Regions from separate parts of the Homo sapiens genome. Here region 2 is linked to region 1. Evidence: chromatin loops called from intact Hi-C (ENCODE). Cell type or tissue: CD14-positive monocyte. All regions are shown on one strand. Links, peaks and the distances in the headings refer to the core of each region. The heading gives the core; the rest is flanking DNA. Region 1 has its middle 5.2 kb from the start of B3GNT7. Region 2 overlaps ARMC9 (armadillo repeat containing 9).

Evidence for each region. Peaks named below come from ENCODE experiments on the same cell type or tissue, not always from the same donor. Only the 100,000 strongest peaks of a DNase experiment are listed, where the experiment ranks them.
Region 2: a loop joins it to region 1, with 2.1 times the contacts of the local background. A loop is called at or near these places in 62 of 110 quality-filtered maps.

The regions. Positions count from the first base shown.
Region 1 is chr2:231,387,805-231,393,174 of GRCh38, reverse strand. No RefSeq gene overlaps it. Among named protein-coding and RNA genes, the nearest start is that of B3GNT7, 5.2 kb to the left of the region's middle. RefSeq lists enhancers at 427-1,010, 1,494-1,653, 4,498-5,038 and a silencer at 4,443-4,737. In CD14-positive monocyte, for the core only: no CTCF peak of the experiment used is centred there; DNase peaks (open chromatin) are centred at 2,314 and 4,634; H3K4me3 peaks cover 614 bases.
Region 2 is chr2:231,304,946-231,310,315 of GRCh38, reverse strand. The region is part of intron 19 of ARMC9 (armadillo repeat containing 9); the gene reads right to left. Among named protein-coding and RNA genes, the nearest start is that of MIR4777, 55 kb to the left of the region's middle. In CD14-positive monocyte, for the core only: no CTCF peak of the experiment used is centred there; no DNase peak of the experiment used is centred there.

The sequences.
Region 1 (5,370 bases), core at 216-5,215:
CCCTGGCTGAAGGCAGAGCCCAGAGGTAGAGGGAAGTTCCAGAGTGGCAGATACCAGGAGAAGAGGGTGGGTGACGGATGAGCTGGCTGCATAGGCTGCAGGAGTCCCAAGCCAAGGTGGAGGTGGGTTCTGTGTCCTTGTCACAAGGCCACTCTGTGCACCTCAGGTTGCTCCCTTGGAGGGGGAAGCTCGTGAGCCAGGACGTTGGAGGACCCCAAGAAATGCCCCCTTCCCCAGTACATCTTTTGGCCCCTCAGCCCATCCCTACCTCCACCTCCACTTTCTTTTATATCCCACCCCTTCAACCTTCCAGAATAGGTTGGAATCCGACCCTGCTGGTAACCCCAGCACAGGCCTTTGCCCAGAGGCGAGGGCTGCAGAGACCCAAGGGTGGGAGTATCTGACTGGCCAGAAAACACACTGGGTCAGTGGCTTGACTGGACAAGGTGGGGGCCAACTTGGGTCAGAGGGACCCCCAAAGCAGAAGGTGAGGAGTCTTGCGTGCCTTGCAGAGAGGTGGCCATCGTGGGGCGAGAGCGCGGAGCCCAGCAGGGGCCACGGGCAGGCAGCTATGCTGGCTGTAATCGCCTCAGTGCTGCTGTGATTTTGTGAGCGTGTGAGTTAAACTTAGTTGGTGTTTTTGAAAGACCCTGAGCAGCAGTCTACACTCCAGGGGCAGCCACAGCCAGCACTTCAAATGTGGTTGTCTACTGTCACAGCAGAGGGTCTGTACATTAACACGGGAGGGTCGGAAATCATTGTTCTGTAGTAAAAAGAGTGTTGCTGAAGATGTGTGCCTGGGAAGAGGCACCGCAAGTCCCCTCTGCCTGTGCCTGGGCAAGTCCAGCCACCAGCAGGGCAGTGCCCCGGGTCTAGAACTTTCTCTGAGTGGTTCTGGGCCCCCGCAGGTGGTGCTCTGACTGGAGGTTAGCTAGTCATGGTGAGCATGTCCTTGAATTCACCCTGACAAAAGCTGTTGTGACAGGACAGAGTGAGACTTCCCTGAGCTTGTGGGCAGGGGCAGGGTGTCTGTTTCTGTGCTTCGTGCTAACAGATGTTTCCAGTAGGGTAGCCGTTGGGTCTGAGAGTTGATTTCATTATAATATGCCACCCGATGGGGAAGGGTGGGGTGAGACCTACGCTTTCTCAACTACCTCTGGTCCTTGAAGGCCACCAATATCCTCTGCAGAGAACCTGACCCATCCTGCAGGGCAGTGCAGGAGGGACCTCAAGGCTGCTGAGTCAAGGGGCTCACTACCCAGACAAGCACTGGGGGAGTGCCCCCAGGTAAACTGATGTCTCCCAGAAATGGCTCCTGTGTGAAGCCAAGGCAGTGTGTGGATCTAGGGCAGGAAGGGAAGTAGGGATGGAAAATGAAAAGGGAGAACACATTTCCCTGGGGGACAGGTCTTCCTTTGAAGGGGTGGGAGGAGGAGAAGGCCAGGATGGAGCAAGCAGCGAGGTAGGAGGAGATGACCGTGTCTTCAAGGTGTGGGTGGTCTGGAGTCTGGGAACTCCCCTTGCCCAAGGGAAGACTGGGCCAGAAAGAAGCCCAGATCACAAGGCGTTGAACTGAAACAGGAAGAAGTTTAAAGAGGCTGCATGTGGCCGGGCATGGTGGCTCAGGCCTGTAATCCCAGCACTTTGGGAGGCTGAGGCGGGCAGATCACTTGAGGTCAGGAGTTCAAGACCAGCCTGATCAACATGGTGAAACTCCGTTTCTACTAAAATATAAAAATTAGCTGGGCGTGGTGGCGGGTGCCTGTAATCCCAACTACTTGGGAGGCTGAGGCAGGAGAATCACTTGAACCCAGGAGGCGGAGCTTGCAGTGAGCCGAGATTGTGCCACTGCACTCCAGCCTGGGCGACAGAGTGAGAGACTCCATCTTAAAAAAAAAAAAAAAAAAAAAAGGCTGCAAGCAGGGCTCTCATAGAAGCAGCATGCCAGGCAGCATCCTGCTGCGGGGAACCCTGAGGTGCCCTTCCATGGCCCAGTCCTGCCCAATAAAGCCAAGCCCAACAACCAGGAAGACACCTTGCCCTCCCAGAGGAGGTGCTTCTTACCAATTCCAGAGCCTGCATGCAAGGATGCTGCCTAGGAGACTGTAATTTCCCAGAGATTCCCAGTGATTCTCAAAGTGTAGGCAGGTTTGGGAACCACCGGTTTTCAGCCCTCCAATCCCTGCTCTCTTGGTGGGCCTTGAGCCAGGGCCAGAGGAGGGCCACTGCGTCATTGAACCTGGGCAGGAGGAGGACAGAATGGGGAAGCGGCAATGGAAGCAATTGGGGCCAGAAAGGAACGAGTTAAGGAAGTTAAAATTTCCCACTGAAATAGGTGGCAGTTGAGGAAGCAGAAGTGGGTTTAGAGCTTGAGGAATGGAAGAGGGTGTCCACAGCCTCTGTGCAGGATCTGAGAAGGCCAGGGAGGAACGATGAGGCATGTCGAGGGCCAGGCAAAGGTGCTCCCTGGAAACCCAGCTGTGTGGTTCCAGGCACGGATCGCTCAGGGCTCCTCTGGTTGTGAGAGACAGCAGCCCGACCCAAGGTGGCTCCAGCCAGAGGGATTTGTTGGCTCATATAACAGGATCCCCTCTCCCTCCACAGCCTCTCTCTCTGGACAGTTGCCCAGCCCCTAGCTCTTCCCTAAGGTCTGCGGACTTCTTCATGAAGAGCAGGAGAAACACAGGCTCGCAAATGGGCTGAGGCATTTGTCACCTCATCTCAGGGACCTCAGAGAAAAGAGAGGTTTTTCCCTGTCTCGGCCTCCATATACAGATGTCTAGGGAAGGACTCTCACTAGTCTCACTTCAGTCATGTCCCCAACCTAGGCCAATGATCACGTTGCGGGGGGGCGGGGGTACCACAGTGGGCCAGGCCTGGGTTATGCATTCCCTTCTGTGGTTGGGACAAGTCCTGAGATTTGCAGCCCCATGAGAACAGCCTGGAGTGGGCAGATCCGTCAAAGGAAGCTGCTGTTATCAAGAAAACCTGGTTCCAGAGGCTCACTCAGCAGCTGCAGAGATGCCTGGGCCTGGTCTCCCACTCATGCCAAGCCCCTGGGACTCTCAGATCATCCAAAACAGAGCCCTAGATGAGAGTCCCAGAAGGCTGGAGAATCAGGTGAGAGGTGCTGGGAAATGCCTCCACATGTGCTCCTGATCAGCCCTTCTTTCTGGGGTGGGGAGGAGCCGCAGGCTGGCCAGTGGAGGGAGGACGCAGCTCCTTCTGGGGCTGGGCAGCTCTCTGGACCCTTTCCTGTGCCCAGGCACCCATTGGCTGCTCTGAGCTTTTTGGGTTTGGGACCCAGGAAAGTCAGGGTGGAGCTGGGCAGCCAGAGAGAGAAGCTGGAGTTCAAAGATGCCCAGGAACTGGAAGCCCAGCAAAGAGGGCTCAGAAGGCAAAGAAGAAGTGGAGCAGCGCGCCCCGGACACAGGGCGGCGGGGCTGCACCTAGGCTGCTGTCGGCAGGGGCGTTGGTGGGCACACATAGACACACACTCTCACAAACACACGCACAGAAACACGCAGGCATACGTGTGAACCCAGACGCATGAACACACACACTCAGGGACATGCATACACATACAGACACACACGCATATTTGGAGAGACACAAACCATGCCTATACACATAGAGGTCAGATACACAGACATGCATGTAACCCTCACACACCTGAGATACATGCACACTTGGTAAAAAACACACACACACACACACACCCATCCACACACAGCCAGAGACGTACACACACACACACCATGTCCATGGCCTTTCCCAGGTGGAAGGGGCCTCCCTGAGCCAGCTCATCTGTTACCAGTGAAACTCTGCCTGGTAGGCCCTTGGGAAGGGGCTGAGGACCAGGCAGGGCCCTGTTACATCCGTGAGCAGCCCTTGTGATCTTTGCCCAAGTTCTCAAGTCTGTGCCTCCCATCACCTTCAGGGCCCTCTGGGCACTGTCCACAAACCCTTAACACCACCCGCATCTGCCCCCAACCTCAATCCAGCAACCCTGGTCTCCGTTCACTCAGATCCCAGCCTTCCTTCTGCTCAAATGTGCTCTCTCCACCCGCCTTTTAGAATCCAGTGAGTTCCTGCTCATCTTTCAAAACCCACCTCAAATGCCCCCTCCCTTGGAGCAGGCGCTCCCTCCTTGGCTGGCGTTCCCCTGCACGAGCCTCCTCTGTCTGTCCCTCCTCCACCTGTCCCACCACACGGGGCACCACTAAGAGCAGGGACCGGCCTTTCCGTTTTCCTGGTGGGCAGCACGCAGAAGGGCGGGGCTGATGCCCACTGGCTGAGCAACTACGGGACCACATCGCCAGCATGGCAGCCTGGAGACCTGGGCAGGGAGGAGGGGCAGCCATATTCAGAGGGCAATGGGGTGTGCCCACCCCAGGGAGCCTGGGGCGGCTTGGCCAGATGTGCAGAGCCTCAGCCCCACCCCCAGCACATACTGCCACATATTCACCCGCGGTGGGCATTGTGCCCCTCGCCCTGGACAGCTGGGCCCAGGCAGCACCCTCCCCCAGGCCACCATGACTCACATCCCGCCCACCGGGCGGCCAGCCTGGGTACACACAGCCTCCTTTCAGCCCCTCAGCCCCAAACACTAGCTTAGTCTTCCCTCTCGGGCGCCTCCCCTCCTGAGCTGGCAGCTCAGCCCCACGCTGAGGCCACACGGAGGCCTGCTTCCTCTCCGGAGCACAGGGCTCCCTGTCTCTCGTCACCCGGCTGCCGTCCAAGCTGGCCCTGAATGGCTGCCTTTTCATGGAGCAGAGCCTGACCAGGTGCAGGCTGGGCAGCCCTGCTCCCACTAGGCCCGCCAGATCTCTCTGCCCGTGGCTCTGCTGCCCTGGGAGAGAGGTGGGCTGGAGAGCTGGAGGGCTCCAGAAGTCCTTCCCAGGCTCTGGCCAAAGGCCTCCTCACACACGCGAAGCCTCCTCTTCACACACACCCTCCTCTCTGCTTCCCCAGCAGCCCTACAGCCTGGCCAGGCACAGATTCTTGTTAGTCCCATTTTACAGAGAAGGAAACTGAGGCAGGTGGGTGGTGGGGCTGGGACTTGGTGCCATTAGAGTAGCGTTAATAATGCAACCCGGCCAGGCGTGGCGGCTCACGCCTGTAATCCCAGCACTTTGGGAGACGGAGGCAGGAGGATCACTTGAGCTCAGGAGCTCAAGACCAGCCTGGGCAACACAGTGAGACCCCCGTCTCTACAAAAATTTAAAAATTAGCAGGGTGTGGTGGTGCGTGCCTGTGGTTTTGGAGGCTGAGGCTGAGGTGAGAGGAGGCTGAGGCTGAGGCGAGCCTGGGAAATTGAGGCTGCAGTGAGCCATGACTGCACCACTGCTTCCCAGCATAAATGATAAT
Region 2 (5,370 bases), core at 215-5,214, 83 kb after region 1:
CAGCCTCCTGGGTAGCTGGGATTACAGGCATGTGCCACCATGCCTGCCTAATTTTGTAGTTTTAGTTGAGACGGGGTTTCTCCATGTTGGTCAGGCTGGTCGCGAACTCCCGACCTCAGGTGATCCTCCCGCCTCAGCCTCCCAAAGTGCTGGGATTACAGGCGTGAGCCACCGCGCCCGGCCCCATAGCTGAACTTTAATACACCATGCCTAACAAATGCTTAATGAATGACTATCAGTTAGTTATGTAGTCCTCGTCACTCCACTAAACCGAGTATGGTGCATTGCTTACTTGCTCACGATTAACAGAAAATTGCTTCTATTTCTATGTTTTCTATAACAGACATGCTCCATATTTTACATAACATGGATGGCACACAGAATTTAGATATAAAATGGCTCAATTTGAGTAAACAGACCCTGAGCTCTTAAAACCAAGCAGCGATGCAAGCCAAGAACCTTGGTCAGGATAGTATAAGACTGAAATAATTAGTTGGATTTTCCCACTTGCTAAGGTTCAGCATAAACATCAGTTTTGATCACTTAAACTCTAACTTCAATTGGAAAAAACATCTTAGATTTTGCAAAAAAAAAAAATTGTAAAAAGTGGTATATGGCCTGTTGTCCTTCCAACTTCAGAATTCAAGACATCTATGCCCTAGATGCCTCGAATTCTGAAGTTGCAAGGAACAGCAGGCCATACACATTTTTTCTCCAGTCATATTTCTAGACCCAGACGCTAAGCATTTCATCTTTGAATACCAAGTGATAGTGATTTGATCAAATGGATAGAAACGTATTTATTTATTAAATAAATATTGTAAAATGAAATAATGTAGAATGCATTTATTTATCAAATAATGAAAAACTAGAAATATGCTTCACTACATAAAATGTACTATTATTCCCAAATTCCGTGATAACAGGAAAAACTCATCACTGCTTTGGTAAAATTTTTAAAAAATCAGATAAGAGAGAAAACCTTTTCTGCACCTGTTTCCAAGGCAACCGATGTTGGACAAATAGGGTTTATAAATGCCTAGGAATCATGAGGTGTCTACAAGCCCTCACCTTGTTTTGAGCCATCGGATGTCTATTTCCATAGAAACCAGAGTGGAAATGAGGGCAGGAGCCATGAGTCAGCCTGCTGGGTGGTGCATCCCAGCCAGGGTCTGAGAGCACACGAGCAGTGTTGCAGAAATAAACGAATTTAGAAGCTGAAAAGGTACCAGAAAGAAGCAAAAGCCTTAATTGGGAAACACTGGTTTCTTTATTGACTTGGTTAAATAATGGAAAGGTCCTGCAAGTAACACAGACATAAGACAGACACTTCTTTACTCATTAGGTAACGGGGATTAGAAGCGTAGCCTGTGCCACGCCAAGCGAGCTGGCCATGCCAAGCGAGCTGGCCACGATGGGTGACCCATCAGAGGTGACTGATTCATGGAGAGCAGCTAGCCTCTGGCTCTCTGGACATGCACCTAGAAGCAGCTTCAAGTGGGTCCACAATCTCACAGGTCACGTATGAAGGTGGCCGAAGAGAAAGGAGGCCCCAAACCCTCAACAGTATGTCTCTGCGTATGGAATGCAAAGTCACCTGGAGGAAGGCTGGTCAGGAACTGTCTGGTTCTATGCCCTATCATTTTCCGTTCTAGCCACATCATCTTGTTGTGCCTCCTGACACGTGCAAAATCTAGTTTCGCCCTACACATGATCTGCTCTTACCCCCAGCCTGTGTTCCCCGTATTGTTAATGGCATCGCTATCCTCCCAGCTACCTAGGGTCCAAGGTTACCAGCCTTTGGTTACTCATGTCATGCCTCCTGAGTTCCCAACTCCTGCAGGTCCCACCTCCAGGAGCACCCTCTGCCATCAGCCAAGCTCAGCCCCACTCCCGCTGCAGCCTGCAGGCTCTCACGCCAGCCTGGGCTTAAATCTCTGTCCCACCAGCTACTGCCTTGGGACCCTAGACAAGTTTCTGAACCTCTCTGAACTTTGGTTTTCTTATCCATAAAATGGGGCTAAGAATAGCACACACCTGGCAGAAGGGTGAGGGGAATACACGGGAGAAAGCCAGGGAAGCTCTTGGCCCATGCCTGCACACGGAAGCACTGGGAAAATACTGGCTGTGTTGCCGCACTAAGCTCTTCCGGTCCCCAGTGAACTTGAACACTGATGCCAGAGTAGTCCTCTGAAGGCATGGCTCTGCTCACGTCTCTTGGGCTCACAAATCTTCAGTGAGTGTCCACTCTTTACTGTCTGGCTCCAATTCATCCTTCCAGCTTTGTCTCCCACCCTTGCCCTCCATACTCCCTGAGCTGTGGCCAAAGTGAACCCCCCTTGGTTAGCATCAGGCTGGTGCCTTGGCTCCTGCTGCTCCTCAGCTGGGATGTCACCTGCTCTGCAGTTTCAATCTGGAACCTATGCTTGAACACCTCTCTTATTTGCTAAGTTTCTTCCTTTAGTTTTTAATAAAAGTTCCTTTTGAAAGACTTCAGTTTTTGTCAATTGGGCTGAATAACAAGGGGAGCAATGTCAACGTTATGGCCAGATGCCTGGTGGCAGTCAACTGTCCCTGCTCTGGAACCTGGTTGACAGCAATGATGGGATAAAGGAAGTGGGAAAACCAAGAAGGGGGGTTTGGGGCCATGTAAGGTCCCTGGAACTCCTTCAGGCCCAGAGTCCATTTCCGAGAGGAGAGGGAGATGAGACTAGATATTCAGTGAGGCCAGGCTGTGGAGGTTTCATGTTTTAGCCATGTCTTCCATTCCCTCTACGCTGATGCTTTGATTGGAGCTTGCCTGGCCCTGGAGGGACTGCCCCTTCCAGAACTAGTCAGCTCTTAGGAATATTAAAACATTTGCCCCCAAGTGTGCTTTCCAAATACAAATCAACCAATCCAGAGCTCACACCCCAACCATCTCCTTTATTGGGCTCTTACACGCCTGGCCATTATCCACCTGCCCTAATCACCCCAGGGCTAGGTGCCAGACAAGTAGGGAAAGCCCCTTTGCTCGAGAGCCCACTGAAATTCATCCAAACGAAACAGTCCTCAGCATGCTTATGCCACCTCACCTATACTTACCCCTCTCTCAGCCTCTTGCTCCACCCCAGTGCTTCCTTGTGTGACTCCCTGTGGTGTGGCACGCCCCTGCCCCTGGGGCACTGTGAGCAGCAAACTGTCTTTTCCATGGAGCAGAGCTGTTCCCAGGCAAAATTGAGATGGAGAGGGGAGAACACCAGGGCAAGGGAAAGGAAAACCAGGGGCACCTTGAGGTTTGCACTGGAGCCCTCTGGAGAGGCACTCTCAGAGGAACTCAATGATCCAGCCCTGAGCACCATCCTTGGGCCAGACACCCTAGAGCTCCACATCCGTGCTAAGGCCACCTGTGGCTCTGGTCAAGAAGGGAAGGAAGAATAAGATTATAAAACTCTTGCTTTGTGTTAAGCTTCACTGTCGCTTCCCCTGTTGTTCAAGACTCACTGCCCAGATCCTCTGTGTGGATTACAAGTCCCATGTTGTTTCTTATTGTCTCCTTGCCTGAGTTCTATTTTTTTTTTTTCCTCCTTGCCTGAGTTCTTAGGCCTCACTTGGAAGATCTTGTTACTCTTGACTGCTTGGACAATTAGCTTGTTCCTATCTTGTTCAGCCCATCTTCTTGAATTTAACTTCTTGCTCTCGAGATGTATACAAGTTCCATGCCCCGGTCTAGCTAGTTCTGATTGCACTTTGTTGGATCTGTCATGCTGTGTTTCATTACAATTCCATTATAGCACTAATGTGACCAACAGCCACATTTTTCTATTTCTTGTCTCAAATTCTAAGAAAAGTATCGATTTGGCCATTATACTGTTCTAACTCTACCAATTAGCTTCTTCAAATGATTCACATTTGAATTTATTCACATTGGATTATTCTCCAAATGATTCTGGATATTAAAAAAAGGTGGCAATGACTCAAGTCTTTATGTATCAGGTATTTAAATTAGATTTGAAGCACAGTATAAAAAGGCCTCAAAACAATGGAGACATACTATGCTCATGGTATAAAACACTCAAATTGATTTATAGATTTAATGTAGTCCCAATCAAAATCCCAACTAGTGGCAAGAAGGAGGGAAGTAATAAGGGAGGGAAAGTTCTCTGACTCATGGAAGGGAGGAATCTATTCCAAAGAAGCTGGATGAAACTGCCAGTAAAAAATAAATATGATGAAAGCTGTCTTTCCCTCAGTTTTACAGATGTCAATAATTTACCTTATTGTAACTTATGTAACAGAATATATTTAACTATGTCAGTTAAGTTGGAGTGTAAACGTCAGTTAAGTTGGAGTGCAATTTTGAGACCAATCATTCGGAGTTTAATGAAAAAGAATTTGACTATTTAAACAAGATGAGTTTGTTTAAATATTGATGAGTGATGAGTTTATTTAAATCGTGATGAGTTCTTTAAAAGTGAGAAATTGAACATTTGTTTTTTATCACTTTTCAAACTAGAAATTAAAAAGCCACTGCAGCTGTATGATGGGTAGACAGGAATCCTCTCTACTATTTTTTTTCTGTAAATCTAAAATTATTCTCCCCCCACCACCCAAAATTTTAAAACACGGCCAGTAAAGAACCTTGCAGGGTAGGTAAGTTATATTGCCTTCGCTAGAGAAACACACACGATAGCCTTGTACAGCTGCCACTGCTGAATGCCTGCTGGATGGAAAGTTACAAAAGAAATCACATTAGTGTCACTTTCCAATGAAACAATAGCCTGTCGAATTAAAGATGAAGCTGTAAACGTGAATGCTGAGTTAATATCTCATCTGCAGAACTACGCCTGGATTTGTTATTTTGCTTGTAATCTTCCAGTATCAACAGTCACTAATCACAAAGATCTCTTATGTAAATACTTGGCAACGAAGCACAAGTAATACTGGCTGAAATACTTAAAGTGTTGGATGCTTTACTGACTTTCATGGTTTATCCTGGAACAAATGCATTGACATTTCCACTCATGATACAAAAGCAATGATGGGTAAAACCACTGGTGCCTTAGCACAAACCAAGGCAGCGATCTCAAACTCTAGTAGCAGTCACTGTATTTCACCATAGATAAATACGGGGATGATGATAGATGATAGATGACAGGTAGATAGAGTTTCATTTAAGGCTGTCCTTGATGAACTGGTAGGAATTAATTTTATTAACTCTTAACCCTTATGGCCCATCTTTTGGAATGTACAGGCAGATAAAGCAGTACTGCTATACTAAAGCGGATGGTTATCTTCAGGAATGGGACTTGTGAGATAAAGTTGCAAGCCACTTTTTTCAAGGAACACCATTTTCATTTGAAAGAGTAACTGACAGACTATGGTTATTTA